Linked DNA regions of Mus musculus: region 2 is linked to region 1. Evidence: chromatin loops called from intact Hi-C (ENCODE). Cell type or tissue: gastrocnemius. All regions are shown on one strand. Each heading gives the region's core, and the rest is flanking DNA. Links, peaks and the distances in the headings are about the cores only. Region 1 holds the start of Leng9 (leukocyte receptor cluster (LRC) member 9). Region 2 overlaps Ppp1r12c (protein phosphatase 1, regulatory subunit 12C).

The links. A loop is a pair of places that touch in the nucleus more often than their neighbours do. Peaks named below come from ENCODE experiments on the same cell type or tissue, not always from the same donor. Only the 100,000 strongest peaks of a DNase experiment are listed, where the experiment ranks them.
Region 2: a loop joins it to region 1, with 2.7 times the contacts of the local background. A loop is called at or near these places in 7 of 42 quality-filtered maps.

Annotation. Positions count from the first base shown.
Region 1 is chr7:4,138,016-4,153,452 of GRCm38, reverse strand. It overlaps Leng8 (leukocyte receptor cluster (LRC) member 8), which reads right to left. Exons shown (of 16, transcript NM_001374609.1): 2 at 14,665-14,757; 3 at 13,863-14,034; 4 at 13,410-13,517; 5 at 12,320-12,430; 6 at 11,169-11,421; 7 at 10,815-10,956; 8 at 10,416-10,619; 9 at 9,756-10,034; 10 at 9,525-9,665; 11 at 9,115-9,400; 12 at 8,640-8,741; 13 at 8,490-8,558; 14 at 8,269-8,398; 15 at 7,980-8,187; 1 more. The coding sequence starts at 14,702. The coding sequence ends at 6,350. Leng9 (leukocyte receptor cluster (LRC) member 9) reads left to right here and starts at 3,581. Exons shown (of 1, transcript NM_175529.3): 1 at 3,581-5,270. The coding sequence starts at 3,778. The coding sequence ends at 5,235. Cdc42ep5 (CDC42 effector protein (Rho GTPase binding) 5) reads left to right here. Exons shown (of 3, transcript NM_021454.4): 3 at 1,666-2,193. The coding sequence starts at 1,666. The coding sequence ends at 2,118. In gastrocnemius, for the core only: a CTCF peak has its summit at 7,457 (motif pointing right); DNase peaks (open chromatin) are centred at 6,663, 7,459, 9,976, 10,265 and 7 more places; H3K4me3 peaks cover 1,765 bases; H3K27ac peaks cover 1,833 bases.
Region 2 is chr7:4,483,211-4,498,647 of GRCm38, reverse strand. Ppp1r12c (protein phosphatase 1, regulatory subunit 12C) reads left to right here. Exons shown (of 22, transcript NM_029834.3): 2 at 1,102-1,232; 3 at 1,313-1,431; 4 at 8,756-8,915; 5 at 11,993-12,137; 6 at 12,216-12,290; 7 at 13,186-13,259; 8 at 13,332-13,459; 9 at 13,564-13,637; 10 at 13,877-14,029; 11 at 14,131-14,198; 12 at 14,576-14,707; 13 at 14,915-15,005; 14 at 15,091-15,174; 15 at 15,247-15,307. Among named protein-coding and RNA genes, the nearest start is that of Ppp1r12c, 11 kb to the left of the region's middle. In gastrocnemius, for the core only: no CTCF peak of the experiment used is centred there; DNase peaks (open chromatin) are centred at 5,231 and 6,044; H3K4me3 peaks cover 1,612 bases; H3K27ac peaks cover 5,335 bases.

The DNA of each region.
Region 1 (15,437 bases), core at 3,923-11,922:
TCCCCCAAAGCAGACTTTAGCTATAGAATTGTGTAAATATACAGCTCCCCTGAACCACTCTGAACCTCCCAAATAAGAATCTTCATGTGGCCTATTCAGTGAATTTTGCACATGCCCTGTAGAGCTTTCTTAGTCCACTTCTTCAATGTGTACAGAGCGCAGGGTGCTTGAATGTGTAGTTGGTCCTAGACCTGCACCCTGGGTATTAAGTGGACAGTCTCCCTGTCTTCGAGGATGGGCATTGGCAATCACGTGTTGTTCCTCTATAACTAATGCTAACTGAAGTTATTTTTTATTAGCCTAGATGGGTAGCACTCCAAAAGTAATTTTTTTTGGTACCTACCCCCTAGAAATGCTCAAATATTTTTTGTTGGGATGACCCACACAGTATAATGGTCATGTGTAGTGAGAATTCTGGAATTTTTGTTAAAAAAAAAAACCAGAAATATTATAAGAATGTCCTTCCATCTTAATCCCAGGCATAGAGATGTGAGGATGCTTCAGATTTTCTTCAGCAGCTGACTATGATTTACCTTGAGCTCTAGCAGAAGTGTGCTTTTGCCAGCTGCGACTTTGTAAATTTGGGATTCTGGAAACTTTTCAGAGGTTACATAAACATGAGCCCTGAGAGAAGTGGTCTGCAATTGTTGGTCACTTAGGAAGGTCGGTCGCAGTGTGCTAGTAGCCATGGTCAAAGAAAAAAAGAAGAGTGGGGCAGTGGTGGCCCATGCCTTTAATCCCAGCACTTGGGAGGCAGAGGCAGGCAGATTTTTGAGTTCGAGGCCAGCCTGCCCTATAGAGCAAGTTCCAGGACAGCCAGGGCTACACAGAGAAACCCTGTCTCCAAAAACCAAAAGAAGAAGGAGGAGGAGGAGGAGGAGGAGGAGGAGGAGGAGGAGGAGGAGGAGGAGGAGGAGGAGGAGGAGAAGGAGAAGAAACATTTGCCTGACAAATTCAGAAGAGGATGCTCACAGCCATCCAGTGGACTGAGCACAGGGTCCCCAATGGAGGAGCTAGAGAAAGGACCCAAGGAGCTGAAGGGATTTGCAGCCCCATAGGAAGAATAAAAATATGAACTAACCAGTACCCCCAGAGCTCCCAGGGACTAAACCACCAACCAAATAGTACACAAGGAGGGACTCAAGGCTTCAGCTGTATATGAGCAGAGGATGGCCTTGTCTGTCATCAGTGAGAGGAGAGGCCCTTGGCCTTGTGAAGGCTGCATGCATGCCCCAGTGTAGGGAAGCAGGAGTTGGGTGGGTTAGTGAGCAGGAGGAGGGGGAATGGGATAGGGAATTTTTTGGTGGGGAAATGAGGAAAGGGGATAAAAATTGAATTGCAAATAAAGAAAATATCTAATTAAAAAATAAAGAAATTAGTGTTAGGGGATGAAGTGGATTGGGAGAGGGTGATAAAGAGTGAAAAAACAACCACAAAGTAGCAAAGATCAGGTACAGTTATGGGCGTGTTAAACTAAGTATGTCACTGAGTTCAGCAGGAGGGACCTTGAGAACCTCCCAGTCTGCTTCCTCATTTGTTAACTGGGAATAATAGTTCTTCCATAGCCCTGTTTTATGAGAGCATTCTGTGGCTGACTATGTAGGATAGGGATACAGAGTTGGGGCTCCCGGATGAGGCAGCTCTGATATGCCTATGTCCCCACAGATGCCGGTAATGAAGCAGCTGGGCCCTGCACAACCCAAGAAGCGGCTGGATCGCGGAGCACTCTCGATCTCAGCACCCCTCGGAGACTTCAGGCACACATTGCACGTGGGACGCGGTGGCGACGCCTTCGGGGACACCTCATTCCTGAGTCGCCACGGGGGCGGTCCGCCTCCCGAGCCTGGAGCCCCACCGGTTGTGGCCCCACATTCTGTCGCTCCACCTGCAGCCCCACAGCCCCCTGTGGCTGTGCCTTCACCTGCGGACCCGCTGCTGTCTTTCCACCTGGACCTGGGCCCCTCTATGCTGGACGCGGTGTTAGGCGTCATGGACGCGGAGCGCAGCGAGACAACAGCCACCAAGCCCGATGGGGATGCCCACCCTAGAGTGCAGCACCCCAAGACCCGCTGCTGCTCAAATGCTGACCTCCAGCTGGACGACGTCATCGGTCTGTAGTGTCATAATTCCCTCAACCCCTCCCTCCCAGCACTCCACTTTTGTACACATAAATGGCTGAGGTTTGTGCCATGGACTGTCTATTCACTTTACGCGGGAAAGGGTACAGAAGCAGTAGGGTGGTGCCACTTCTAGTTGGGGTGCCACCAACTAGAAGTCAAGTTGTCAGTGATGCTCCTTTAAGAGTTTGAATACGTATTCATGTAATGCCCCTCCCCAAAGGCGGAGTCTCTACCACAGTCCTATTCATCCCTCAAACCTTGACCGATCCTCACTACCACCTGGATAAAGTCCAACACCCGTGACAGCTGCTATCTGGCATAAAGAGTCACAGTCGCCTGGCCATCCACTTCCCTCCAGGTGCACTCTGACTGGGCGGCGCTTCCCTGCAAAGGGAAGCGGTTGGCGAGCCTTTGGAGCCACGAGGGTGTGGTTCCCGTGGGAAGGGCTTCAGGTCCCACCAACTGTGTGTCGCCCTGCGGGAGGCTGTTGCGTTACAAATCTGGGCACAAAGTTCAGCCTGAGACGTCCAGATATTTTAACATCTAGAGGTGCAGGACTGCCCGAACCTATATCGGGAGGGGGGTGAAGCAAAATTCTCAAAGGTTTTCAGAGGGGAGGAACAATTAGAATTAGTCTCTGGGTTTGTTTTGGGACGGGGCTATCTTAGGTCCCTAGAGGGATAAGACCAATTTAAATTAACCGAACCAGAGGTAGAGTAAGGGTTTTTATAGTTTCCAAAAGGGTGGGTCGTATATTTCAAACGTTAGGCTGGTGACAGGAGTAAAACCCGACCTCTACAAGGAGGCACAGGAGAAACCATTTCACCATGGTTGAGTCCAGGATAAGACCAATGAGGGGCGGAGCATGTGTAAAACAATCAGGTGGAGTGAGGCCAAGGTAAAGGGGTGAGGCTCCCAGGAAAGACATTTATAAATAACTTGACAGAGGCAGAACCAGGAGTCACTTTATTCGTTATGAGGTGTGGCATGTAAGATAATCAATTGCATGGGAGCTGGCTACAAACTTTAAAGACGGTTGGGGGCGGGGCCAAGACCGCTGAGTCCCACTCCTCTCCTCCCAACGAAGCTGCGGTGTTCAGGTAAATCAGTTGCTGCCCTGCCAGGCTCCCTAGAGGTCTCGAGAGGCTGAGCAGATGCAAAGTATCTGGAGGCGGCCGGAGGGGTTGTCTAAGCCCTACCCCCACCCAGGCTGCGGAGTATATGTAAATCGGATGCGGAGAAGCCTTTCTTGGGGCCCTGACAGCGGTGGGGCACTTGTCAAGTATTTGCTAAACTGTCTCGCTAAAGTCCCCAAAGGGAGAAGTTGTATGGAATAAGACGTGACTCCCTGGATGTCCAGAGAGAAGCTTGACGCACACATAAATTGGCTGGTTGGGCGGGGCCAGGCTCTTTAAGACTCCCTGAGGGGCTGGACATATGTAAATCATTTCAGGCGGGGCAAGAGGGGGTTCCCAGTGGCTTACAAACCCGGTACGCGTAAATAAACTGGACTTGAAATTAGAGCTCCAGAGCCCGTGTTACATTCTGACGCCCTGCCTGGTCCTTTGGCCTCCTTCCACCTGAGGCGGGAGGGGTTCCTGGCGTCACAGTTGGAGATCAACGCTGCAGACAGAGACCGCTTAGTGCGTGAAGGCCCATGGAGGCCTCGGCCGATTCCTCTGAGGCCCCCGCGGTCTGCCGCTTCTTCCTAGAGGGCCGCTGTCGCTTCGGTGCGCGCTGCCGTCAGCCACATCCCGGGGCCCCGGCGCCGTCCCCGGTGGTTACGCAACCGGAGGCTGGGTCCAAGAAGCCGGCTCTGCGTACTGCTGCTGACGTCATCCGACGCATCCGCTGGGACCCGCGCCTGGACCCTGCTGACTTTTCGGTGGGCTACACCGACCGCTTCCTGGGAGTGCAGGAAGAGCCATTCTGCGCCTTCTGCTGGGACGAGCCGCTGGCAGCGCTCGGACCTGGCGTGTTGGCAGTGCCGCAGCACCGCATACGCTACTTCCGCTTCCGCGGCCGCCTGGTATGGGACCGTGCCTCCCGTACTGACCTCATTTTTGGATCGGGCTCTGTGGCTGGTCGGGGACCCACTATCCTTGATGCGCTGGACGGCGGGGACGAGCATTGGACAGAGGTCACGGCAGAAATTCCCGACACAGAGAAAACAGGGGTGGGTTTAGAGGGTCTGGATACCCAGGATGCCCTTGCAGAGGCGGGTGGAAACCCGACCGGAACAGGTCTTGATTCGGGCCTGGAGACACACGAAGAGGGTGGGGCAATCAAAGAGACCAGAACTGGGCTTGATTCCAGCCTGGAGACACCTGAAGTGGATGGGCCAACCAAAGAGACCGGGCTGAATGGGACCACTGAGTTAGAAATGCCAGACCCAAGCATGAACTTCTCAGGAGTGAAGATCAGCTCAGTAGAGGAGCCCAGAGCTACATTGCTTCCACAGTGGCAGGCGCAGGGCATGGAAACGAAAGGGCTTTCTGCTGAAGAGATGGGAAATGTGTGGGATCCAGGTGTTTGGCCTGACGACAGAAGGGCCCCTCGCCAGCCCCGGCCCACACATTTTGTGGCACTGATGGTGACAGAGTCTGGGCTTAGGGCTGAGGTGGTCAAGGCCCAAGAGCATCTGGTCCGGATTGCCCCTTCTTGTGCTGAGTTCCTGGTACCAGCACAGGCCCTGCACTTGACAGTGGTCTTGCTAAGGCTGACAGGCCCTGGGGAGGAGGCTGCAGCAGCTAGAGCTCTTCGGAGAGCCATCTTGAAACCAGGGCTTCAGGCACCCTCCCAGCTACAGTTCAGGGACTTGGTTCTTCTGGGCCATCATGTGCTCTGTGCCACACCCTCCCCCACACTGACAGGTATGGCCCAAACACTGAATCAGAGGCTAGAGGCCGAAGGGCTTAGAGTGGTGCTGCTGCCAGAACTACAACCGCACCTCACCCTGGCTAAGGTACCACATGGAACCCAGGTCTGCCTCCCTAAGCCTGAGTACACCCTGAACCAGGAGCTAGGAAGGCAGCCCCTAAGTAAACTCTGGCTTTGCCGCATGGGTAGAGCAGGGCATAGCTATCTTCCCTTGGTAGAAATTTCCCTGAAATGACCGAGGTTTCATATTTCGGATAAAACAGGCCAAGCAGAAACAGGTTCTCGCTCTCTCTCTTTAATTTTGGTTTCAAGCTTCCAAAATGTACTGTACTCAATGCTCAAGGAGAATGAAGGAAGGGAGGGGAGAGGGAGGGAGGGAGGCAGGGAGGCATCTGGGAAAAAGCAGCCTGACAGTCCAGCTGTTTGCAACCTCATAGCACATCCTCCAGTTACATGGCAGAAGGGGGAGGGGTAAAAAGAAAAGGGGAGAAGGAAGAAAAGTAACTTAAATAAACACACACACAGAGAAAAGAGAAGGAAACATGACGTGAGTTGGTGATCCATGAAGGCAGAGGGGAGGAAAGAAGGGAGGGTAACCATTTTACCTGTGTTGAACCAGGGAGTGGGAAGGGAAGAGGCAGGAGGGAAAGAAAAAAAAAAAATCAGAAGAAACATTGGGGCAGAGGGAGGAAGGGACACGGAGACAACTTAATACAACTTGAGTAAGACGAGGCAGCCCGGCCGGCATGGTCCCGCGAAGGCCTTGGAGTCCTCAGTGCGGTGTGGCGCTGGTCTGGTTGTGTCGGTGGTGCTGGCTGGAGTTTCTGGGGTGAGGAGCTGAAGGTGGGGCATAGTCTTTAAGTGGCTTCCCTCACCCCAAACACTGAGGCCCCAACGGCTGGGCAGCAAGAGTCTATGAAGAGGCAGCCGAGGCAATGGGTGTGGCCGGCTGGTGCCCCACTGCAGCGGGTGCGGCCTGGACAGCCTGTCTTCTTTCTGCTGGCCCCAGCGTGGGATGGGCCGACGCAGAGTCAGGCGCTGGACTACGAGCTCGAGAGAGAGAGAGAAAACACTGAGACAGCGTTAGTGGAGGTGACAGGTGCACACAGAACCTGTAGCCCCGCCCCACCCTGCTCCACTATACACTCCCAATTATCCCCTCTGAGACAAAAAATAAAAATGTAGAAAAAAATCTCTGTACAGGTCCCCGGTGGGAAACGGGGGCAGGGATGCTGGCTCTTCCTGGAGCCTACTCCCCACAAATTTTTACAACCCATGTCCATGGCTCAAAAAATGTGAAAAGGCGGCGCTGGGCCACAGCCCTGCTCCCGCCCGTGCTCGATGGGTGCTTAGAAGGCTGGCAGCTGCGCCAGGCTGAGGCGGCAGTCCACGCTGGAGTTGTCCGGGCCCGTGTAGGACAGGCCCAAGGGCTCTAGGAAGGCCCGGCAGGCGGCCTCGCCCTCGAAGGCCAACTCGGCCTGCAGGTAGGAGACGGGCAGCGCAGGGCGGAAGCTATGGAGACAAGAGGAGAAAATGATGAGGCAAACAGACAAGGGAGGGCCCAAGAACAAGGAGCAATGCTCCCCATCTGGGCTTGTATTTTCCTCAGCAAGGAACCTGCTGGCTTCTGCAGCCCCTCCCGACCTCCCCATTTTCAGGGGCTTGGGGGGGCAAGGGATGGGGTTGGTAGCCCCAGTGCCCAGCTGTGCCCCCCCTCGCCCACACTTACCTGTTCAGGAAGGAGGGGGCAGGAGGGAAAGGGCCCAGCTTGGCTCCTCTGCTGACTGAGGAGCTGGAGCCAGACAGAGTAAGTGGTACATGGGCTCAGAGGGTAGGGACAATGGCGCCCCCCTACCCCCCCTTCCCCCCCGGATGTTTGCACAGAGTGTTACACTCAGCAGTGCCTTCTGGTTGTTACTCAGATGCCCTAATAGTGTACATGTACCGCTAATTTTGAGGACCCTCTCCTGAAGACCACTTTAAGCCTTACCAAGTATCTGGAACCCAGGCACCCTATGGCCCTGGGACAGAACAGCCTGCCTCTGATATCTGAGGGATCTGTCTGCTGTGCTCAGCTCACAGCAAAGGTGCTGTTAGAGTGAGGCCAACACAGGCCAGAGCTTGAAAGCTGCCCACAGAGTGGCTTTCTGGATTACAAAAGGCTGAGTAGCCTCATGTCCATTCATTTTAGCTAGTCAATCTGGAGTCACAGCCCCACCTCCCTTGGGTTGGACTGACTTAGAAAATTCTCAAACAGGTTTCTTGACCCCTAAGTTGCAGATCCCACTATAATGGAACCACTAATGACAAAACACTGCTGCGCAGCCTGACAGTCAAGGCTCCTCAAGACTATCGACAGAGCTCTTGACCAGCATTTTTTAACCTTGGCAAGACTGGCACACACTGCTGTGGGGCCTTTTGCTGCACAGCGTTCCTGGTCTCTACCACTACCACTAGATGGCAGCAGCATCCAGGAGCAAAATCTGAGGACAAGGTTGTGGTGGTGTTGGGAATCCTCCTCATATGGGCAAGCCTCGTGCAGTCTGATGCCCAAGGGCCTTGGTACCACAGGTTCCCAACCCAAAACTTCTGATAGTCAAAAATGGAATGGGCACAAGGTCTCATCTCAAGAGACTGCTAGCAATATGAATCAAGTCACCCTTTCTAGTATGTCAGGAAGAAGAGCAGCACGTAGCTGCAAGCAAAGGCCCTGAGAAGGGGGAAGATAAAGCAGGTTCCAAACTGATGTGAACAGAAAGGAGGCAGGGAGGGAAAGGACATGATGCCAGGAGTGGTGAGGCCAGAACAGTGGGAGGAAACCTGCAACTGCAGGTGGCCGATGAGGAAAGCAATGAGGGCTAGGGCTATGAACAGGGGACTGGGAGGGGACTCCAGCAGAGGAGCTGAAGGCTGACCAGGATGCGGAGGGGACGTGGCAGAGCCACGGCACAGAAGGCAGCAGAGTGCAGTGCCACATACGTTTTGATCATGGCCTTGAGGGCGGCCTTGCGCTCCCGGTCTGCAAACTTGTCCACAAGGTAGCCAGACATGCAAGGTGCATGGCAATAGAGCCTGAAGAAGCGGTGGTAGTTGCCCAGGGCCCAGGCTGCCCTCAGTGCCAACGCGTGGGCCACGCAGGGGTCTGCCTTCATCTCCCTTGTGAGGTATGCCAGTTCCGTAGTGATGTCTGCACAGGAGATAACTGGAGGTCAGGTGGCAGGGTGGCACCTTGGGCATGGCCCCTCCATCTTGGGGATGGGCCTCTCACCTCCAGAGTTCTTGGTGAAGATGTAGTAGAGGATTCGGTATGCAGTAAATTCACCCACATTGCCTGCTAAGTTTTCCGCGTACAGTGACTTAAGCTGTGTTTGGCACTGGTTGAATTCTTCATGGTCACCCTGAGGGTAAGGCATGGAAGGAGGGTGTGAGGCACAGGCAAGTACAAGTGATTTCAAGAAAGGAGTGGGAGGAAACCACCAAGCTTCCTACCTTCTCCAAGGCAATGCGGGCATGGGTCTCATACACCTCCACAGTGAACTCCGTCCGGATGCCTTGCACCTGGGCAGTAGAAAAGAGCAGAGTCAGGGAGAGGAGAGCAGGAAGAGGCCTGACATCAGCACCCTCTCAGCGCTGCCTTACTGTCAGGTCCTGCCGAATGGACTTCATCTGCTCACAGGCAAAGGCATAGTCCTGCTTCTCCTTCCAGTGGGACTTGACCATGCACAGAGACTTCTTCAAAACCTTCAGGGAAGAGAATCAAAGCTGAGTGGCCAGACAGCTGACAGGCCAAAGCCACTGTGCCCCACTCAACCAGAGCAGCACCAAAGCCAGTATCAGTGACTCACCACTATGAACAAACAAAATCAAACCAACACACAGCAGGTGTGAGTGCTCCAAGTCTCCCTGGCTCTAGGGCCCCACACATAAGTCTCCCTTAACTTTGCTGGTCATAAGGGAGATTGTGACCAGGCTATGCCCCAGATGTGAAGGGCCTGCATGCTAGGATTTTTCTCAGCCAGAGCTACCACTTCCTTCACCCAACATGTTCCATGTGCCCGATCTTATGTTATGCCCAACACATTCTGGGGGCAGACACACAATGCCTGGGACTTACAGCCACAGGTCGCACAGTTGACGGGTCTGGGGCGCAGGTGAGCCGCAGATAGTGCTTTGTAATGTCAGGACAGGTGCCCACAATCTGCAGCTCCTGCCAGTCAGGGTCAGCTCCACTGCTCTCCAGGTTACTCATCTGTAGCACCAAAGGTTCAAGGCGCAGGCGACGTGAGTGCCCATGTTGGAAGCGGGCTGCCCTCTTTTGCTTCTTAAGCTCACGCTCTGGGTCCTCGCACTCCAGTGCTGCCATCTTCTTGCGGCTACGTTTGGTGGGAGCTAGGTCATGTCTGGGGAGAAAGGGTAAAAAAGAAAGTCAATGTCTTTAGCCACTCTGAAGGCCATCTCCCCCACCTGTGAGACCCAATACCACCCACCCATGCCTAGGAAGAAATCACACCCTAAGCACCTCACCTCTTTCCACGCTGCGCCCTGCCCCGACCTCGATCCATGTGGGCCCCTCGACCACCCCGACCCTTGGGGGGTGGGTTCCTGCGGCCTACAGGGTGGCACTCATTCCCTGAGTAGGAGCTGTCAGAGTCTGAATGGGAGTCACTGCACAGGAAAGAGAAGTCAGGCCTGAAGCACAAGGGTCAGGCTCCACGCAGTTCCCCCCCAGCGCCCTTCCAGCCCAAGCCTGCACACCTTCTCCGAAAGTGTCTCGTGGGAGACCTGGATGAGGAGCGGGAGCGTGAATCCGTGCTGGAGGAAGAGCTGTTATCCTTCATGAAGACGTTGCGGTTGCCGAACTTGGTGAAGCTGCTACCCCGAGCTCGGCCAGCACCCCCAGCCCCAGGTGTCCCTCGCTGGGATTGGGCACCCCCGCCCCTGGTCACCGAGCCTGCCCCCCTGGAAGGGTGAAGGCTGCTAGGGGCCTCCCACCGCTTCTTCTTGGGGCTCTCAGCCACAGGCTCCCTGGTCAGCCTGAGGATATAGTAGGGCAGGGCATTACCAACCAGCCACCAACCTGCAGTTCTGCAGACCCCACCCCATGGCCCAGGGCCACCAAACCTGAGAAAGCAGAGGCACTTACCCCGGCAACTCAGCCACTGTGGTGCAGGAAAGGGACCAAGCCCAAGATTGTCTGTGTCCAGGGGATGCTCTTAGCCATCAAGCCACCCATACCTCCCTAGTAATCCCTTCCCACTTCCCAAAACCCATCCTTGGTCACTCCTGGCCTCCTGCCCACCCCATGGGGACCTGAGATACAGGTGTCAGCTTTTGGGACCACTTGTCTCTGAACCTGCTAGTTTTGAGATCCATGTCCCCAGCCCATATCTGTTTCACAGTGTCACCCAGACTGACCCAGGCAGAGGCTCTCGGCTCCAGTCGATGGTGTAGGCAGAGCCATCCTGGAGCCGGGCCTGTAGCACCTCCTTGAGCAGTTTCTCTGTCCGGTCCTTGTCCTCTTCTGACTCGCAGGCGGTGAAACACCGTTCCACATATTCCTTCATATCCTGAGGCCAATCATCTGGCTTCCCAGACAGGTTTCCCCGGCCAGAAGGTCCACTGTGGGGTGGGGGATAGACGAAGGCACTCAGGTGGGAGGACCCACACGTGTCAGCAGAACTCCCTCTGTGATCTGAGAAGGCAGCCTTGTTCTGTACATTTCCCCACTCCCTTCACCCCACGAAGCACTAAGAGTGGTGTCTAAAGAGGCCCTGGAGCACAGAGCACGGGCGTGCGGGTCAGGGTAACAGTCACCTGCGGTTCTGAGTGTTCTCCGAGTTGGGCTGGGGCCCAAAGCTGCTGTGTTGGCCCTCTGAATTGGAGCTGAAGCTCTGGCTGGTGACAGCAAAGGGCCGCTTCTGGATGTTAAATTTTAGACCCCCAGTCCCAGGGGCTGCTGTGGGAGGATAGCAGAGACAGGAGTTAGGCCCTTCCCCAGACAGTTAAATAGGCTAAGCTCTGGAACAAGTTCCTAACATGAGCATACCTGTTCTAGAACAATCTTCCCCTAGACTAGGGCACATAACACCCGGACAAAGGACTAGCAACCCTGTGTGGCTCACAGCCAAGCTCCAACCCTCTGACTTCCCCACAGATACACTAACTTACGTTTCATGCGGGTCCATAACTGCTGACCCTTCTTAGGTTTGGCAGGCTCGCTGTAGCTGTGTGGCCCATATGCCTGCCCTGTAGGAGCCCCGGCCTGACTGTGCTGAGTGCTTGGGGCTGTCCCAGGCTGAGGGCCGTTGCTTAGACTATGTGTCCCATGTTGTGAGTTTGAGGGCTGAGGGGGCTGAGCTGCAGGTAGCTGCTGAGGGGAAGCCTGGTAGGCCATACTCTCATCCATGCCAGGGACTGGAGGCTGCAAGAAGAAGCAGAGGATGAAAGAAGCAGGCAGCATCCTGGTGCTGAGTCACATGGTATTCAGTCTTTATAGTCATCTTCTTTAGCACTCAGTGCTACAACATTTTGTGGGTTGCCATAATGTGTGCTCAGTGACTCCCTGGGGTATGTATTTTCACTAGCAGCTCATTTCACAACTGAGAAGATTAAGCCTCAAGGGACTGAACAACTTTCCACAGCCCAGCTGTCAAGGAGCAGCTACCAGCAATGCCAACACTGGGTTGTGACTCTACCACACTGATGACACATCTACTAAGGTTCCCTCTCTTGAGCACATCAACACACAGGACAACACATCTGCCCAATCCCTATGAGAAGATTGCATCCTCTCGATTCTTAAGAGCCACCAAGGTATGGTAGTCATGTGACTCAAGAGGTCCACAGAAGAGGCAAAGCACGGATTCAAACCTAGGTCAATGTACTTCCCACGATCTGGGCTCTTCCACTCCTCTAGGCTGTGCCAGATGCAAAGGCAGCACGTTGGGTAGGTACAGGTGTGCATGCACCATCTGCTGTGTATGTGTATGTGGGGGGGGGGGAGGGGGAGGAAGCAGGGGAGGACTTCCTCCTGAATACAGGCTGAGTGCACATGCTGGAGGAAAAGGGAGAAGACAGACCGCCAAACTACAAACTATCCCCACTATCTTCCCAGTACTACAGCCCCCTGGCCTTGCCCAGCCTCAAGCCCATTCATCCTACTTTTAAAAGCTAAGCTTTTAAATTAGGAGCCTCTTGGCAAGAAAGAACAAAGAGGAAGGGAGGGGGCAGCTTTGAAATCATGCAGACTAATGGTTCTAAGTCCTCTCGAGACCCAGGCTCTCTCCCAGCTGACCAGGAGCAGCGAGGCACAGCATTACCTGGTTCAGAGTCCCTTGGTGCTGGGGAGCCGATGGCTGCTGGGCTGTAGCTGAGCCGTAGGAGCTGGCCATCCCATACTGGGAGGGGGAGCCATAGCTCTGGTACATGCTCTGCCAAGGCACAGGGGGAGCCAGAGTTAGTGGAGGCTGCTCATCATGCCTTTGGCCTCCCTTGGAACTGTGTACAACTCCAGAGGCTTTGGGCCCCAGGCCCTTTTTTCCACCACACAATGAAGTAATCATGTATTCTCATAAATGAATGAATGAATGAAAGAAAAAGTAGTAATCACAAACAAAAATCTCTTCATTCCACTTATATCATACCCAGAGTTCTTCTTAATAGGTAGTGAGAAACACTAAGTGCCAACACTTTTAAATGCTATGATAAAGTGATAGGGGCAACAGCTCATCCCTTTAATCACAGGACTTGGGCATGGGGCAGAGGCAGGTAGATTTCTGTGGAATTTTGAATAAGCCTGATCTATACAGTGAGTTCCAAGCCAACCAGAACTACATAGTGAAACATTGTCTTAAAAAATCAACAACACCTCCCAAACAACAACAACACAAACAAACAAACAAAAAAGACAAGCTAGTTGTGGTGGTGTACATTCAGGCAACTGAGGCAGAAGAGAAGCCTAAAGTCAACTTGGGCTATATAGAGAACCGTGACTCAAAAAGAAAAGCAAAAACCCAGATTTTAATAAAGTCTACACACAGCTATGGGGTAAGTAGGTAATGTACTCCAGTAAGTACCATGAACGAATACAAGGAAGAGAAAAGGAAAAGCAGGATGACGACTTAAAAGGCAATGGGAGGCTCTCTTGAAGGTGTTCGCTGGGCAGCAAGGAACCTTGAAGTGAGCTGCAGAGAGCAAAGCATAGGGGACTAGGACATGCTAATGTCCTGGGGTCTGGAGGCAGTGGAAATGTCAGCATCAACAGTGGAAAGGACCAGAATGGATATGCCAGATCTTATGAGACCTAAGCAGGAATCTGGCAGTTTTGTCAGGGGCTGCTGTCTGTCTTCACCCCAACCAACCATTTGCCCACCCTGACAGAAGGCTCCCACCCTGCAGCCAGGTCCTCACCATGGGGTAGTAGTAGCTATACGGATAGGCATAGTTGTACTGCTGGTACCACTGGTAGTATTGTTGCTGCTGCTGCTGCAAAGCAGAGGCTTCTGCCTGAGAGACGTACTGCAGAAAAAGGAGTGTCCATCAGTACCAGCCACAGGAGCCCATGGGCACTACACTACCAAGAGGGTAGGCCTTCACTGCAGAGCAACTGCAGAAGGGTGCAGACTCTGTACAGTAAGACTAGACATCTTAAAAGATGGGGACGATCATCCTTAAGATCACTCAGGCCCAGGTTGACCCAAAGGAGTTAACTTTCCCCCTTCATTACATTTAGTTAACAGGAAAACATGCTTACAGCCCCCCTATGGCACTCCCCTCTATGGAAGCCAGCATCCTTCCCACCCTTCTCTCGGCAACGGCCCCAGCCCAGCACTGTAGTTCCCAAATCCTCCATGCCATTCTCACTTGTGCACTGGCCACAGGACCACTGCTGCTGGCTTTGGAACTGCTGGTAGCCCCTGCTTTGCTGATGCTGGCCAGGGCCTGGCGGGCCTTCTCCCACTCTGGGTTCTCGTGCATAGGAGTCTCCATGCCATTTTCTCTGCTGTTCCCAGTCACCATGCTGTACTGAGAAGACCTGCAACAACGAAGCACAGTTATGGTCTCCCCTATCTATACACAGGTAGACAAAGTTGGGGAAAAGTAAACCCAAGGCTTGCATTCTAGAGCTAAACTCCCTACTCACCACAGCCCAAGCTGAAGGTGGCACATAGCATGTGCCAAGCAAACAGAAAGCTAACCAGTATGTACATAATTCTATACATGACCTACGACTTTAGGAGAACTCAGGTTTTTTACAAGCCAGTGAATTCTGACATGGCCAACAATGAAAAAAAAATTTAAAAAAAGAAAAGGGAAGGATCAGAAAGATATTAAGAGGGGGCTGGAGAGGTGGCTCAGTGCTTAAGAACATTTAGCAGTCTTGCAGATATCACTAAGCTCTGTTCCCAGCACCCATGTCGGATGGCTCAGAGCCACCTCTAACTCCAGCTCCAAGGGATCTGAGGCTTCTTCTGACCTTGACGAACATGGGTGACACACACTCACTCACACCCACATAAGCTCACATACATTAAAGGAAAGCTCAAAGGGGAAGCTTGCCCCTCCATCCTAGCCCCCACAATGAGCATTTTTCCCCCAAGCTGTGCAAGGACCCGTTGTGTCTTGTTCCTCTTGCAATGGGCTGTGTTCCCTTAGCCCTACTAACCAGTCTGCAGCACGCTGATCACCCACGTTGGCCGCCATCTGGACCTTGGGGTGTAGGGAATAGACCTCGGGAGCCAGGCTGCTTTTTAAATGTCTATAAGAAAAGAGATCAATTAGCCCCAAGAGAAGATAGGCTAGAAAGAGAGGGTATCTCATAGAAGGGAACACTGGCAAAGAATGGAAAGGAAAGCAAGTGTGGTGGCTCATGACCATAATGCCAGCAATCTTTTGGGAGTTCCAATACCCATCTGGGCTACAAGTTACAGTCCTGTCTCAAAAACAAACAGCTTAAAGAATCAGAATCAGTTCCTAGTGTGGAGTGAAGAGACCTGAGCATGAAAGGAAACACCTCCCTTGGAGGCCGAGACTAGCCTGTAGGATATGAAAATGAAAGACAAAGAAGCTGAGACTTGCATTACGAGTGTGGCTGTGAGGGAGACCTGACTCAAGTGGTGGATGCAGAAACCTCAGTCCTGGATAGGAAATCTAAAGATACTTCTACTACAGCAAGAGGAAGGCTCTCCAGTGACTGAAGTACTAGCTACAAAGAAGTTTGGGGAGAGGGAAGCCTTTGGGGATACTCTGAGGAGGAAGGAATTGAGACTGGGAGAACACTGGAGAATAGAGCAAAGTTTTCAAAGAAAAAGGTAAAGTATGGATATCCCGCTGAGCAGCCAGGTGAAGGTGCAGGAGACTCCTTCCTGTGAAGTCACTGCCTGGCAGCACCTACCAGACTCAGATCAATTACAGTCTCCAGACTTGTATGGGATGTTC
Region 2 (15,437 bases), core at 2,463-10,462, 350 kb before region 1:
AGTCTAAGAAAAGAGGATCGACTAGAGCTCTGTGTCTGAGGGAGGAGGAGGTGGGCCTAGATTCCTGAGTCCCTGGTGCCCAGCCTCAGGCATCTTTCACATGGACGCCGGTGCCTGGCCAGGCCCTTGAAAGGGAAAGGCCCATCTGCCTCCTTGCCCCCCTCCCGTCACCATGACAACAGAGTAGAAATAAACTGAGCCCAGAGTGACGCCCAGAGTTCATCCCGTTCCCAGGGCACGTGTGGCCCCCCTCTTGCAGCCTAAATTTCCATGACTTCATGCTCTTGGCCCTTGTAGCTTCCTTCCCTCTTTCTCCAGATGGTTGAACTTGAAGGGGGTTAATTTTCATGAGGGCTCAGGAGTCGGGACCCAGCCCCCTCTCTCGACTCAGTGGTTCCAGCATCTAGCCAGTGTCATCAGGGATTGGGGCCAGCTTTCTCCTATGGCCCTGAGTACTGTGCTAGCTAGGGTGAGGCCTTCCTCTCCCCAAGTTTTCTGTTCTAAAGTGAGGAAGCGGGGGTGTAGTGTGGTGTTGGTGTTTGGGGGAAAGATGTTCTGAGGAAACCTGTGCACAGGAAAATTTGGGAAATATGCCCCTGGCCCACAACTGTGTCTCTGGGAGGTGCTGCATACGTATGATAATCTTATTTATTTATTTATTTATTTGTGCTCTGAATGGAAGTCAGGGCTAGGTGAGCGTTCTGACACTACCTACACTGGGGTGTGTCTGCTCAAAGTGCCCTGCCTTTTGGGAGACCATGTCTGGGTTCTGGGACTCCTCCATCTCAAGAATATGTTCAGCAATCACATGCAGGGATGGCAGCCCAACATGTTCCATGTCCACTTTTTTCATCCTGGCTTCTGGAACCTGCTCTTGTCTCCATGAACTCTTCATGCTCAGATGACCCAAACATGGAGTAACTAGGGTATTTTAAGCGGCGGGTGTCTGGAGGCCCCTGGGACTTACATTGAAGGCCATTAGCATTGCTTTTCACACCCTTCGCTGGCCCTGGGTCTCTGGGTCTGCCTTTGTAGAAAAGTCTCCTCGTTGGTCCTCTGGCTGGGTGAGATGAGAGCTGATGGGCTTGTTCCCATCCTTAGGCCTGCATAGATGAGAACCTGGAAGTCGTTCGCTTCCTGGTGGAGCAGGGTGCTACTGTGAACCAGGCAGACAACGAGGGCTGGACGCCTCTGCATGTGGCTGCCTCCTGTGGGTACCTGGACATTGCCAGGTGAGGCAAGGGTTGAAGGGCAGGGCTTGGGTTAGGTGTTGAGTCCAGGCCTGGCAGCTCTGACCTTTCATTGCCCCTAGGTACCTCCTGAGCCATGGGGCCAACATTGCTGCTGTCAACAGTGACGGGGACCTGCCTTTGGACCTGGCTGAGTCAGATGCCATGGAGGGGCTGCTGAAGGCAGAGATCACTCGCCGAGGTGGGCCTATGGGATTAAGAGCTTTGGAATTTGGGAGTCTGGACTCAAAGGTCTTGCCCATTTCCTTGGACTCTGGCTCTCTTTATGCCTCTGTTTCTTCCCCAGTAAAATGGGAGTGGAGGTGCCAGGGTTACCAAGGGTCTAGTGAGACACTACCAGACATAGAATAAGAGTACTAGCTGCTATGAGTGTGCCTGTTACCTCAGCCCCAAGGAACTGAGGGATTGAGGTACTGTGAGCAAATGCTTGTTCAGGAGTAAGGAGCAAGATGGCTAGACCCTACCATGAGTTAGGAGGGACTGGGACATATGGTGGATTCTGTCCTGAGCTCCCAACATCATTGTGTCCTGGTTTCTTTGAGTGGGAACTAGGAGCCCCTTGCATCTCCATGTCTGACCCTATCCATTTCCCTGGATGAGGTGCTTGTGTTCTTAACAGCAAGTTCTGAAAGAGGCTCGAGATCCCTGTCTGCCGACTTCCAAAGCTAGTGTCCAGTGTCCAGACCAGCTGTGGTGCTGCGTGCCTGTGATCCCAGCCTTGAGTAATAGTCATGCTCCCCTATGTAGTAAGCAAGTTCAAGGCCAGGCTGGGCTACATGAGATCCTGTCAGCACACAAACAAATCAGTATCCAGAGCCAGTTGGGTTGTAGCTGGGTGGATCTCAGCTCTTTAATGTAGAGCCTGGAAGGAAAGGAATTGGGAAGCAGGCTAGGTTGGGGATGTTGTGGAGCTTAGCAGGCTCTCCAGGAACGTAAGATGCCCTTGTACCCTGGTTTCAGTTCTACACTGGGGAGTGTCCAGTTAGGAGGTAAGAGGGGAGAGAGGACAAACAGATCATAGGAGGTGTAGTCTTGGCGTCCCTGTTCTTGCATGTTACCACCTAAGGTGGGAAGACATGGGTTTAACATCTTGCCATATTGAGTTTCAGATGGCTATGAGTTAATTGGGGATGCTTGGTAGCCAGTCGGCACCAAGAGATGGAGGCCAGAGGTTAGAAGCCTCACTGGGTTATAGTGGAGCAGCAGCAGTGGTTGAGCCAAGCTCCCACTCCTTTTCCTAACTTTATTTTGGTACAACTTCAAACACAGAAAAGTTGCCTCAGTACTATGACTTACCTTAGACCCTTTCCTGGCTTTATCACAGAATTTGTTAAATTACATGTTCGGGTTTTCTGTCTGCAAATATGTCTGTCCCCTATGCATGTCCGAGGCATCAGACCCTTTTGCAATTGTAGTTATAGACGGTTGTGAATCACACTGGGTGCTGAGAATTGAACCTGGAACTTCGGGAAGAGCATCCTGTGCTCATAACTGCTGACCTGTCTCTAGCCCTATTTATCTTTGAGACAGGGTCTTGCTATGTAGGCTGGTCTGGTACTCACTATGTAGATCAGGTTGACCTTGAATTTGGAGCAATCCTGGTGCAGCCTCCTGAGTACTTGAATTATACACGCATGCCAGTACTCCAGCTGCTGTTTTAAAAGTCTTTTTTATTAGGTTTATTTAATTTATCATTAATGGGAAAGCTTACGCTTTGTGAAGGTCAGAGGACAACTTACAGGAGTGGGAGTCCTCTCCTTCCACCATGTGGGTCCTAATGATGGAGCTCAAGGTTGTCAGGCTTGGTGGCAAGCACCTTTACCTGCTGAGCCAGCCTGCCAGCCCACCAGTGGTTTTACAACAATGCAGCTTTGAGGCTATAATCAACACACCCAACAGTTCACCCAGAGTGCTCAGTTTGTGGTTGTGCTGTAATGCACGGAGTTGTAGAGTCAATACCACATTCATTTCAAAGCATTTTTAAAGTCACCCTCAAAAGAAATCCTGTAATTTTTAGTCCCCTTTCCCATCCTGTCTCTTAAGGCCTCTGCCTTCAGGAATCTGTTACGGACATTTCAGAGATGAAACTGCAGTCTAAACAGACGCCCTTTACTGCTTTGTCCTGCTCTCTTCCCTCCATACACATAGGCATCAATATCTTTCTTGTTTTTCCCTTTTCAGCCTGCCCTCCTCCCTTCCACTCCATAGCTCTTTGAGACTATGTTGCTGATATTGTAGACTCTGCCCAGATAATGGAGAGTACCTCCTTCTTCAGGCCCTGCTGCTCAGCCCTCTCCAACAAGGAGGCAGGAGCAGCCTGGGGCCTTCACCCTCAGAGCCTCAAGGTAGCTTGTGCTGAGGCCTGAGTTTCTCCCACAGAGAGGCTTCAGTGAAGGTGAGCCCATTGGTTTTGCCTTCTTCCTGCTGGTGCTGATACATTTCTCAGATTCTATTCTGCCAGGCCTGATGAATAGTGAGTTCAAGGTCTGTCAAAGCCAACTTGGGCAACTTAATAAATAAATGAAGAGCTGGATGTCTAGAAAGAAAGAAGGAAAGAAAGAAAGGCAGGCAGGCAGGCAGGCTGGCTCAGTCCCTGACACCACTTTCGGCTTTGCCAGAGGATCAAGTTCAGCTCACAGCACTGTATCTGGGCTCACTGTAGCTTCAGCATCTGGAGGGAACTTGTACTTCTGATCTCTTCTAATACCAGATTCTGCCCATGCATAGATACACAGTTACACACAATGAAGAATAATAAAAACAAAATAAAAACAAGCAGAGGGGAAGTGGAAGCTCCTGAGTAGTAGAGCGCTTACTGAGTGTGGGCAGTCCAGTCCCCAGCACCACAGCCCAGCAAAATACGCATCCCAACATCCAGACCCGTAATGCTTATTATCTTATTAGTTACTTTAGTTAACTGACCTAGACTGTTGTGGAATTTAATGTGTAGACTAGTGTGGTCTTGAGATTCTCCTGCCTCAGCCTTTTGAGTGCTGGGGTTGTAGCAGTGAGCCACCATGCCTGGTTCTCTTTTTTACATTTTGTGGTGTTTGCAGTGAGAAAGTCCCGTGCAGGCATATTTACAGTATTTTAGGGCTTGGGTGTGGCTTAGTCCAGCCTGTGGCACTTGGCCTAGTTTGTGGATTCCTTCCTCAGAATCAGGGAGAGTAGGAACTCAATCAAGGGATGGATAAGCAAAATGTGGTCTATACAGATAGGGAAGGAGGAGACTGACTCATCTAATAGCTTGGATGAACCTTACAGGCTCAACTGAAGTAAGCTAGCCACACAGAGACAAGTGTGCAGTTCTCATTTACATGAGATACTGAGAATAATTACACTAGTAGAGCTCCCAAATTCATGGAGGCAGAGCATCAAGTGTGGTGTCCAGGTGCTGATAACACTAGGAGTAGAACTGGCTGTGGTGCCTTTAATCCTGTCACATCTCTGTAGTCCCAGCTCTCAGGAGGCAGAGGCAGGCGGATCTTTGAGTTTGAGGCCAGCCTTATCTGCATGGTGAGTTCCAGGACAGCAAGTGCTACACAGAGAGACCCTGACTCAATAAGCTAAACAAACAAGGGGTTGGGGGAGTTGGCTAGATGTCTCAGTGGGTAGAAGTGCTTGCTGTCAAGCTTGACAACTGAGTTTGATCCCGGGGACCCACATGGTGGAAGCAGAGAACTGACCTGTGATTCCCACACATATACCCAAATAAATGAATGTAATAAAAATGTGGTAGGATAGAGTTACCGTTAGAGTGACTGTTTAATGTGTGTAGAAATTTAGTTCTTCCTATGCCTGTAAGTACATGTATGTGTGCACCTATGTTTGGAGGCCAGAGGTCAAAGTGACCCTCAGCCGTACTCTTTGAGTTTTGAGACAGGGTTGCTCAGTAGCTTAGAGCTTGTTTGGCTCCCGTCTGCCTTCCCGTGCTGGGATTGCAAGTGGCCCACTGTGCCTGGCATTTTACGTTGTCCATCTGCCTCCCCGTGCTGGGATTGCAAGTGGCCCACCGTGCCTGGTGTTTTACATTGGTGCTGGGATTGAGCTCAGGCTCTCATGCTCGTGTGGTGCATGTTTTACAAACTGAGCCACCTTTCCAAGCCCAGTGTGTCAGTCTTTGGAGATGGATCTCAAATGGCAGCAGCTGCTTTGGCGGGCGTCACGTCAGGTATGTTCTCTCATTGAGGTGCTTAGCAAGGCTTCTAGCAGTGTAGTCTGCTGCGCAACTGGAACACAGTAGCCCCACCTCAGTGAGCCGCTTCTCTGTGATGCTCTGGCACATGCATTCATGTCAGACGCAGAGCCCGCCTGTCACTATGCAGGAGGACTTGTCACCCTGTGACCAGGCTTTGAGCAGAGTCACTCAGAAGCCATAGGGGGAGGGACGTCAGGATGTGGTTACCGAAGGAGGAAGAGTGGGTACTGCCAGGTCCTAGCAGTTCTGTTGTGGCTCAGGCTGCAGGGTCAGGCCTCCGCAAAACTCCTCTGGGGGACAGGATAGGAAGGGGACTGAAGTGCTTTTTGGGAAAGGTGAAGCCATCTCCTTTGACAGCTAGGGAGGACAGGACTGAATCCCACAGACAGGCACACACAATGGTCTGTGGGAGTTGTAGGTGCCAGCTTGAGTAACAGGAAGGCTGTGCCTGGAGGGAGTGCTCATGCGGGACTTGAACATGCTTGATGCTGCGGACCTGAGTTTCTGACCTGGCGTTTGTACTTGTAGGTGGTGTAAGTGCACAGGAATATTGCACAGTGTTTATTGTTGGTAAGGGAAAGGTTGGTGCTGCCACTGGACAGCGGGTGGTGCCTGATTTATAAGCAAGTGATCCCAGCAGGGGTCAGCTGACTTACCAGTGAAGGGGTGGACAGTACATATTTCAGGCCTTACAGGGCATACAGTCCCTATTATAATGACTTTACCATCTGCTATAGAGGGAAATGAGCCAAGGACAAGATGAGAAAAACCAGATGTGGCTGGATGCCATTAAAGCTTTATTTTCAGGCCGGTGAGATGGTTCAGTGGGTGACGGCACTTGACATTAGCCTGACTGCTGACTTCAGTCCCTAGGATCTACTTGGTTGGTACTTTTACCAAGTAGAAGTGACTCCTGCAAGCTGTCGCCTGACTTTACGCATGTGCTTGAGTGCACATATACATTCACACAATAAAATATATGTAATAACATTTTTTCTTACAGCAAATTCAGTGCGCGTGCACACACACACACACACACACACACACACACACACACATGTGCGCACACCCTTCATTTCATGACTAGGAATGTAAGTAAGTCAGTAGTAGAGGGGTTAGCTGCACACACTAAGGTCCTGAGTTCGAATTCTCAGCAACCATGTAGACAAGCCCAGCCAGTACCTGAAATCCTAGCAAGTTGTTGGGAGGCAGGCACAGAAGGATCCCTGTGGTTTGTAAGCCTGTCTGTCGGGCTAGCTGAATCAGTGAGGGATCCACTCACGACAAGGTAGAGGGGCTGGTGGCTTAATGGTTGAGTTCTTGCTGGTCTTCCAGTTCAGTTCCTAGCACCCACATGGGCACCTCTAACTCCAGTTCTAGAGGGACTTGACACCCTCTTCTAACCTTCGGTGGCGCCAGGCACACATGTATATAGACATACCCACAAACAGCACACATATTGTGTTACATATAGAAATCCTAATTAACAAGCCAGCCCAAAACAGCCTATACAAGAAAAACTGTGAATAACACACATAAGCAGCTCTAGCTGTGTGGAAAGCACAGGACACCCTTAAGTGTGCACAGGAATACTGGGTAGTGGTTGAAGAAAAGCAAATGTACGCCGCCCTTCCCCTTCCCTGCCACAGTCTGATAGAACTGTTCGGTGACTCCCTTTAAGGAAGCAGGAGTCTGGAGGAAGAGGGCGGTCCTGGCTTTCCCTGCTCTATTCTCTGTGACTGCACTGCAGATGGACGTTAGCCATACATTCTTCAACTCTGCCACTACAAGGGAAGTCCTAGTTGGCCAGGAGACACAAGGAGCCAGGATCCAACTGCTACCAGGTAGCTAGCGCCTAGCTACAGCTGGTGTCTGAGTGGAGTTGGTCTTGGTTTAGGATGAAAAAGAAGATCCCTAACAAACCTTGGGGATTGTTTTTTTATAACTTTGTGGTGGCAGAAGTATACAGTGTATCTGTTGAGGAAGCAGCTGCTCAACCTTGGTTGTAAGGGAGTGGAGTGAAGCTGGAAAGTTCAGCCCACTGTATTTCTGGGCTGAACTTGGAGCCTTATGTTTCCAGGCAGGCATCCTGCCACTGGACTAAACTCTGATCCCTGGTGTTTTGAGGCAGGATCTTGCTTTGTTAGTTCTAGTTGGCCTTGAACTAGTGAGTCTCTGCAGTTTACCCCCTTGTGTAGGTTTTTGTCTCGGTTTGAGCCTAGCCTTTAGCAGCTGAATCATCTCTTTAGCCCCTTGGTGTTTAGCCAGGTTCTGCCTTAAGGTCTTTGCCAGTGATACCCACTGGAGATCCTGAGTGAACCACAAATGTAGTTTGAGGTTTCTAAGTCATAGGCTGGGCATGTGGCTTAGTTGGTAAAATGCTTACCAGCTACGCATGGCCCTTAGCTTGATCCTCAGCACCATGTAAGCTAGTGTGGAAGTGCAAGCCTGTGATCCCTGGCCCGGGAGGTGCAGGCCGGTAGATAAGATGCTTATCCTCTGCTGGGTAGTGAGTCTGAGGCTCCCCTGGGAAGTAGAAAACTGTCATACACACACAGAACAAAAACAACAATAGCCAAGTTTTAAATTGGGTGCATTTAAAACAGTGAGGGGAACTGGGGCGATGGCTCAGCTAATAAGATGTTAGGTGCATGACTCTAACGGCCCAAGTTCCCATGAGCTGGTGGCACTCGTGCAGTTGTCTTCTCTCTTTTCTTTCCTCTCTCTGTCTCTCTCTCTCTGTCTCTCTCTTTCTATTTTTTTGAGACAGGGTTTCTCTGTGTACCTCTAGCTATCCTGGAAATCACTCTGTAGATCACGCTAGCCTTGAACTCAGAAATCCGCCTGCCTCTGCCTCCTGAGTGCTGGGATTAAAGGCGTGCGACACCTCGCCTGGCTGGTGCACAGTTGGACTTGCAGTGTCTAAAGCGATGGCAGAATTGTCAGGAAGCTCCCTTATGTGAAGGCACTGGACTGTGGATTGCGATGGGAGGGATGGGAGGGATGGGAAGACTTAGATGTGTCAGGTGCTGGGTTTGCCTGGGAAACTTGAGGTTTCATATTTAAAATCAAAAAACAGGTATGGGTCAAGACCTGTGGTTTCCATTCTTTAAGACCCTTGGTGGTTCCCAGGTCTGCAGAGAGCACAATTGGGAAGTCCTGCATTAGTTCAGGCCTTCTGGTCCAAGCAGAGAACTGGATGAGAGGACTCGTTGAGTCACAGGGCCAAGCTGCGACCATGAAACTGTCATGGGGGTTTCCAGGACCACCTTGTATGAGTTCACCAGTCATCGCCTCATTCCTCCAGGTGTGGATGTCGAGGCAGCCAAGCGGGCTGAAGAAGAATTGCTGCTTCATGACACAAGGTGCTGGCTGAATGGGGGTGCTATGCCAGAGGCCAGGCACCCCCGGACTGGGGCCTCTGCCCTGCATGTGGCTGCTGCCAAGGGCTACATCGAGGTGATGAGGTGAGCTAGGCCAGAGTGATTGTTTTGTGTCTCTGCTGTTGCCTCAGCACTTGAATCCAATCTGTCCAAGGCTGCAGAACTGACAAGAAACTGCAGCACACCACCAGAAGGTTTTTGGTGTGTTTCTCTATGGAGTCCCAATAAACGCAGCTCAACTACACATTGTAAGGCGGATCAATTCATGCCTGTGTTAGCAAAGAGTCCTCCATCACGTGTCCTTAGAACATCGTCTCTCCTGTGTCTGCCTCAGCCAAACGGTCCTTCACGAATCTGCCTTAGCCTTTCACGCCTGTGTCCACTTTAACAAAGTGTTTCTTCATGTGTTTGCCCCAGCAAAATACCTCCCAACCAACTTTCCAAAGAACCCTCAAGTTTCCATCAACCCATTGTGACTTTCTCACCTGTCATGGCATCTACATCCCAAGTCAGTCAGAAACAGAGGCAAAGAAAGCAAATGTGAACATTTGCTTTTCAGGAGAACATTCCAGAAGTGTGTGAACCTCTTAATGCCTGTGTTCCGTTTACCCAGTTCTCATCATTGACTAAGTTTGTTTTCACATGACCCTGCGTCTGGCTAATGATTGTATGGTGTGTGTCTGTGTGTGTGCGCGTGCGTGCATGTCTGTGGGCACTTGTTATGTGTGAGTGTACATTCACGTGTGTGTGGAGGCCCTAGGTTGATGGTGTATTTTTTTCTAGTTGCAACTGTCTCTGGCAGAACCCTGAGCTTGCCATTTTGGCAACTTTAGCTAGCCCTCTCCCTCTGAGGGTTTTTTTTTGTCCCTTCCTCTGCCTGCTGGAATTACAGATGGACTGCCATGTCCACTCAGTTTTTAAATACATGCTAGTGAGCAGTATGCCTGTCTTCGTGCGTAAACGCTTTGCCCACTGAGCCATCTCCCTAGTTTGTGAGGCTGTTAGTAGAGAACGTGTATTGGTTGTGGACGACTTCATTCTCCTATCACAGAACCTAAGCACTGGGGCTTAGGAGTGTCCATGGGCTGTGGGTGCGGACATGAGTGTATTCGTACCTAGAGTCTCCCTGTGAGGGGCTGAGGGTGCCTGAGTGGGAAGCACTTGCCTAGCATGTGGTTCCGAGTCCTTGTCCCAGCCCTGGGCAAGAACTGAGTGATTACAACTTGTGTTTGCTCATTTGGCTTTCTCAGTCAGTACCTCATGTTGATCAAGGAGAGCTTCAATTCATCAGTCTTTAAGCTCTGATTTCTCTCCTTTGTGTCCCTCTGGGATTCACAGTGAGAGCCGCCATGCCCTATCTCCCTCCCCTGTAATTTCTTCTTTCTTTTTTAGTTGAGATAAGGTCTTGCTGAAAAATCCTGACTAGCCTGGTACTTGATATATAGTTGTCCTGCCTCAGCCTCTTAGTGATGGGATTGCAGTGATGACGAATCTTGTGATTTTGTGATAACCTCTTTGTGTAGGTTTGTATTTACACTCATCTGTTCACTAAATTTGTTGTCATTATTTTTAGCTATATTAAAAGTCTTACTGTTACTCTCATTAAAAGTAGAGGTAAATATTTACTTAATGTCTGTTAGGTGCTGGCCTCTTGGGCTGATCTCACACTGCCCATCCTCGTAGCCTTACTGGCATTTCAGGTATGAACCATAGCCATAGCCACCATAGCTAATGACAGACATGTGATGGACTGGGTCATTCTATTCTGATGGCTGTCCTGTCCACTGAAAGCTCACCAGGTGCTAGCACACCACTGACTCAGTTGTTGGACATTGCCACAAGTGTTTCGGGTGTAGCAGTATCCAGTTGAAAACCTTGGCTTCTAGACTAGTGAGATGGCTCAGTAGGTAAAAGTGCTTGCCACATAAGGGCCTGGTGACTTGCATTCATCCTGGCGCCATGGTGGAAGGAAAAGACCAATCCGTGACTATTGTCCTCTGATCTTCCTCCGTGCTGTGGCACTTATGCTCACATCACACACAGTGCACACACACAGTAACAGTAAATAAAACTTTAAGTTTATAAGAAGAAATCCTTGGCCTTGGGAAGATATAAACAGCATGTAATAGGCAAAGAAACTGCTAGGTGAGGAAGTGCTGATGGATTAGGGTGCATGACTGGGTAACATGCTGCAGGCTCCTACGATATGAACCAGGAGAGGAACACAGCTAGTACTGATGTGGGCAATAGCATGTAGGAATTTAGCAAGAAGCCCAACATGCCCTGGGATGGAAGCAGGGGTATCTTGGGAAATGAGAGGGAGGAAGTCTCAGCCCAGACAGGACCTAGTGCTTTGCAGTCTATCAGGCATCTATCAGGCATCTCTGTCTCCCCATGCTTGTGGCCTTGCTCACTCACACAGGACCTCATTCTACTTCTTTCAAAAGAGACCTTGCCCTATGATGAGTTTGGAGAGCTCCCTGGTTGTTACTTTCTGAAAGGTCATTGGCTGAGCCAGGCTCTTTCAACTCTAGCATTCTGGTGCTTTGGATCTAGTCTGTGGTGGAGCTGTGCTGTATGTTGGAGGAGGTTGAGCAGCCTCTTCAGCCTCGACCCACTGATGCTACCTGTCTCTATCTGTAAGTTAGGGTTCCAGTGATGATGTTTCCAGAGAGAGATAGAGAGAGGGAGAGAGAGAGAGAGAGAGAGAGAGTGTGTGTGTGTGTGTGTGTGTGTGTGTGTGTGTGTGTGTGTGTGTTAGTCTGGGTCTGTATGTGCTGCTTGACACTGTTGAGATCCAGTATTCTAAAACAGGTGGGTTCTAGAATTACACAGGCCCTTCGTGGGTCACATCCTCTTAGGCTTGGGTTAGTGGGGGAGTCTTGCACTTCTCTCATCACCCCTCACCACTGCTCTGAACCCTTTAACACGGGGATTCAAAGAGTGGGATCCCTGCGCGCTGTGAGGGACTTCCTGTGGGCTTGAATTGTAGCTGCTGGTTCGAGGGAGGGCTCAGTTGTGCAAGGAAGCTGGGGAAGGGCTGGTTGCCGGCAAATCCTTTCTTGTGTCGATCAGTAGTACTGTGGCCACAGAACAAAATTTGAAATCAGCCGTTGCCCTCACTTGACCCTTGACCCCAGACTCCCTGTCCCTTGGAGTAGGTTGCTACTCCAAGCTGGCTATGACACAGAGCTCCGGGATGGAGATGGCTGGACACCCTTGCATGCAGCAGCCCACTGGGGTGTGGAGGATGCCTGCCGTCTGCTGGCTGAGCATGGCGGGGGCATGGATTCGCTGACCCACGCGGTAAGGACCATGTCAGGAGGTGGGCAGGGAGGGGAGCAGGACTCACATCAGCATCATCTATCTCCTTCCCCTACTCAGGGGCAGCGTCCCTGTGACCTGGCTGACGAGGACGTGATGAACCTTTTGGAGGAACTGGCTCAGAAACAGGAGGACGTGAGTCTCGACTCTAGTTTGCCTCTTTACTTGGCAGCTCTGAGGAGGTAACAGTAACTGGGATGGCTGGCGTTCTTTGTCCCTTGATACCCTCAGTCCTGGGACCTTCTGTTCCCCACCTGGTGGCCCAGCTCTGGTTGAAGTCTATGAAAGGGGGCACCTCTGGGTATATTGAGGAGGTGAGGCTGTGTTTCCTGTCTGCTTGGTGAGGAGAGAGCTGTGACATAGGTTGGGCCTATCCTCCTGTTGTCTCTAGTGAAGGGATGGTGGATGCAGGTCCCAGGCAGATGGCATGGGCTGGAATTTCAGTATTTAGTGAGGTTGCCCAGACATTGTGGGAGCCAGCCAGAAGACCCACTGGGAATATTCTGCAGAGATGAGTGCTGTGCCGTACTGAGATGCAAGGAGGGCATGGGGCAAGCGGCATTCTGTTAAGAAGACATGGGTTTATGTATGGCAGCAGATTGCATTTAGTCTGGGAAGGTGGCTGCTGTCATTGAGCGGAGAGCTTGTGTGTGATAACCAAAAAAAGGAGACAAAGAGTCCCCTCCCCTGCGAACAGTTAACCAGCATCCTAGATGTGCTGAAGAGTAGAGAGGAGGTCTGAGCAACCTGCTAGCCTCTGGGAAGTAGAAGAATCCCTCTGGGAATAAGATTGGAGGCCAGTGACAATTGAATCAGACCAAGCCTGGGAGAGCTTGCATAAGCCCCAGATATGGTATGCTGCTAGGAGACTGAGTTCTCATGTTAGCACAACTCTGCATAAAGTGTGGCTAGCCCAGTTATGCATGATGGCCCTGGAGGTAAGGAGGTGGCACAGAGATGGGGAAGCTAGGAAATCCAGGAGGAATTGTACCCTCTGGCCTTCCCCAGTTGTCCCCTTCCATCCTTACAGCTTCGGAACCAAAAGGAAGGCTCCCAGGGCCGAGGCCAGGAGTCACAGGTCCCTTCAAGTAGTAAGCACAGAAGGTAAGAAGTGGCTGGCTTGGGGTGGGTGCGACTCATCACCAGACTTGGACAGTGACATTGTCCGTTCCCTAGGAGCTCCGTGTGCCGTTTGAGCAGCCGAGAGAAGATCTCCTTGCAGGATCTATCAAAGGAGCGCCGGCCTGGTGGGGCAGGAGGGCCTCCTATTGGAGATGAGGATGAGGGAGGTGAAGCGTCAGCTGGTAGGGTCTGAGGAAGGACTGCTGGGCCTGGATTCGTGGGACTCCAAAATATCAGAGGCAGCTGACATTTCCTTTGACATTCCCTTTCTGTTCCTGTACCACAGAGCACCCAGCTGTGGAACCAAGAGCCCTCAATGGTGTGTCTTCCCCTGTGTCCTCCAACCCTAAGAGCCCTGTGGTGAGTCTGATTGCTGATGTGAGGCTGGGGCAGTGGCGGCACACTGTAAATACTCCCACCTCTGGTCAGGAAGGTGGCCTTTTGACTTGCTTCCTAGGTCCTTGTGGACAAAGAGTTATTTTTTGGTGGCACCCACCCTGGCTGTGATGTCCTGTGATTCTCCTGGAGTTATACTCTTAGCTTCTGTGGAGAGGGATCATTGCTTTGCTCAGTGATGGAGACCTTCTCTCTTCTCCCAGCTGCCAGAAGAGGCTCCCTTTTCCAGGCGCTTTGGTCTCCAGAAGACAGGGAGCACTGGTGCCTTGGGTCCTTCAGAAAGGAGGGCTACAGAGGGCGTTCTCGGTCTGCAGCGCTCAGCCTCCTCCTCCCTCCTTGAGAAGGCCTCCACTCAGGTAGGTGTCATGAAATGTGTTGGGTAGGGAAAGGTGGGTGGGGTGCCCAGGCTTCTGCCTCGGGACAGAGCACCTCCTTTGTTTTACTTTTGCCCCCACAGGCCAGGGAGCCCCGTCTTGCCAGAATAACCCCTACCCCTGCCCAGAAAGTGCCAGAGCCCTTCACCCTGTAAGTACCTGGAGCATCAAGTAAATGCTCACTGAAAAACTCCCACTGTGGTCTGACTGCCTCAGGGCCTTTGCTCATCCTGTAAAATCCCTCATTCCTGTCTGCCTTGGTTGTCACTTTTCCCTAGGGCCTACCAGGACTGCCTTGCTAACATCGACACAGTACATATGCCCGGCTCATTCTCTTTATTTTCTCCCAGCGCCTTTTCCCCTCATGCTCCAGACTTAACCTTTTTGGCTGCTGTTTGTTTTTCTGTCTGTTTGCCCAGAAATGACCCCTTTCAGTAGTGACAACTGTTTTATTCTCTAGAGTCTCTCCCATGCCTGGCACAGAATTGCAGGCTTGAGGGATATTTGCTGATGAAGGAATCCTTGCAGGTATGAGGCTGCCACGCCTCCTTCTTTGGATCACTCTGTTCCACCCTCCAGGAGGGAGCCTGGATCGATAGTGAAGCCAAATGTCCTCACAGCCTCTGCAGCGCCCCTGGCCGACTCCAGGGACCGTCGGAGGTAAAGAGGCTGGGGGCAAGCAGCACTGAGACAGCCGTGTTTGGGAGTCTTTAGGGCTCTGTCTAGTACTTGTGGAGTACTGTTGGTCTAAGGTCTGTGGGAGGTGAAATGTCCTCTGCTAGGATGTGCACCCTTCTATAGTGTCATTCACTGGTGTGACAGCTCCTGAGGAGCAGGACACTGTCTCAGTCCAGGCTCCTCACTCAGGTCCTACCAGATGCCTGTGCGTGATGAGGAGTCCGAGTCTCAGCGGAAGGCCCGCTCCCGCCTTATGCGACAGTCTCGGAGGTCCACACAGGTTTGGGCTTGGGCTAGGACCTGTGCTCTTGGGTCTGAGGGAGGAGGGCAGGGTCAGAGTCTTCTCTGATTGTTCTCTCTGCTAGGGTGTAACTCTAACAGACTTGAAGGAAGCAGAAAAGGTGGCTGGGAAGGTCCCAGAGCCAGAGCAGCCTGCCCTACCCAGCCTGGTGAGCAGGGTCAGGTGAAGTGGGTTGGGTGGAGCCTGTCTCCCTGTTTCTGACTCTGTGCCTTTCTGTCAGGACCCTTCTCGGAGACCTCGGGTCCCTGGAGTGGAGAACGCTGAGGGCCCTGCCCAGAGAGGTGAGGTCTGCTTTCTGGGAAGTCTTTCCCTAGGGAGCCTTCTATCTCTCGAAATAAAGTCTTTTGTTAACTTGGGAATGGAATCAGGTTCCCTGCCTAGTAGAGAAGGGTTCCTATAATAGTGTCTGGG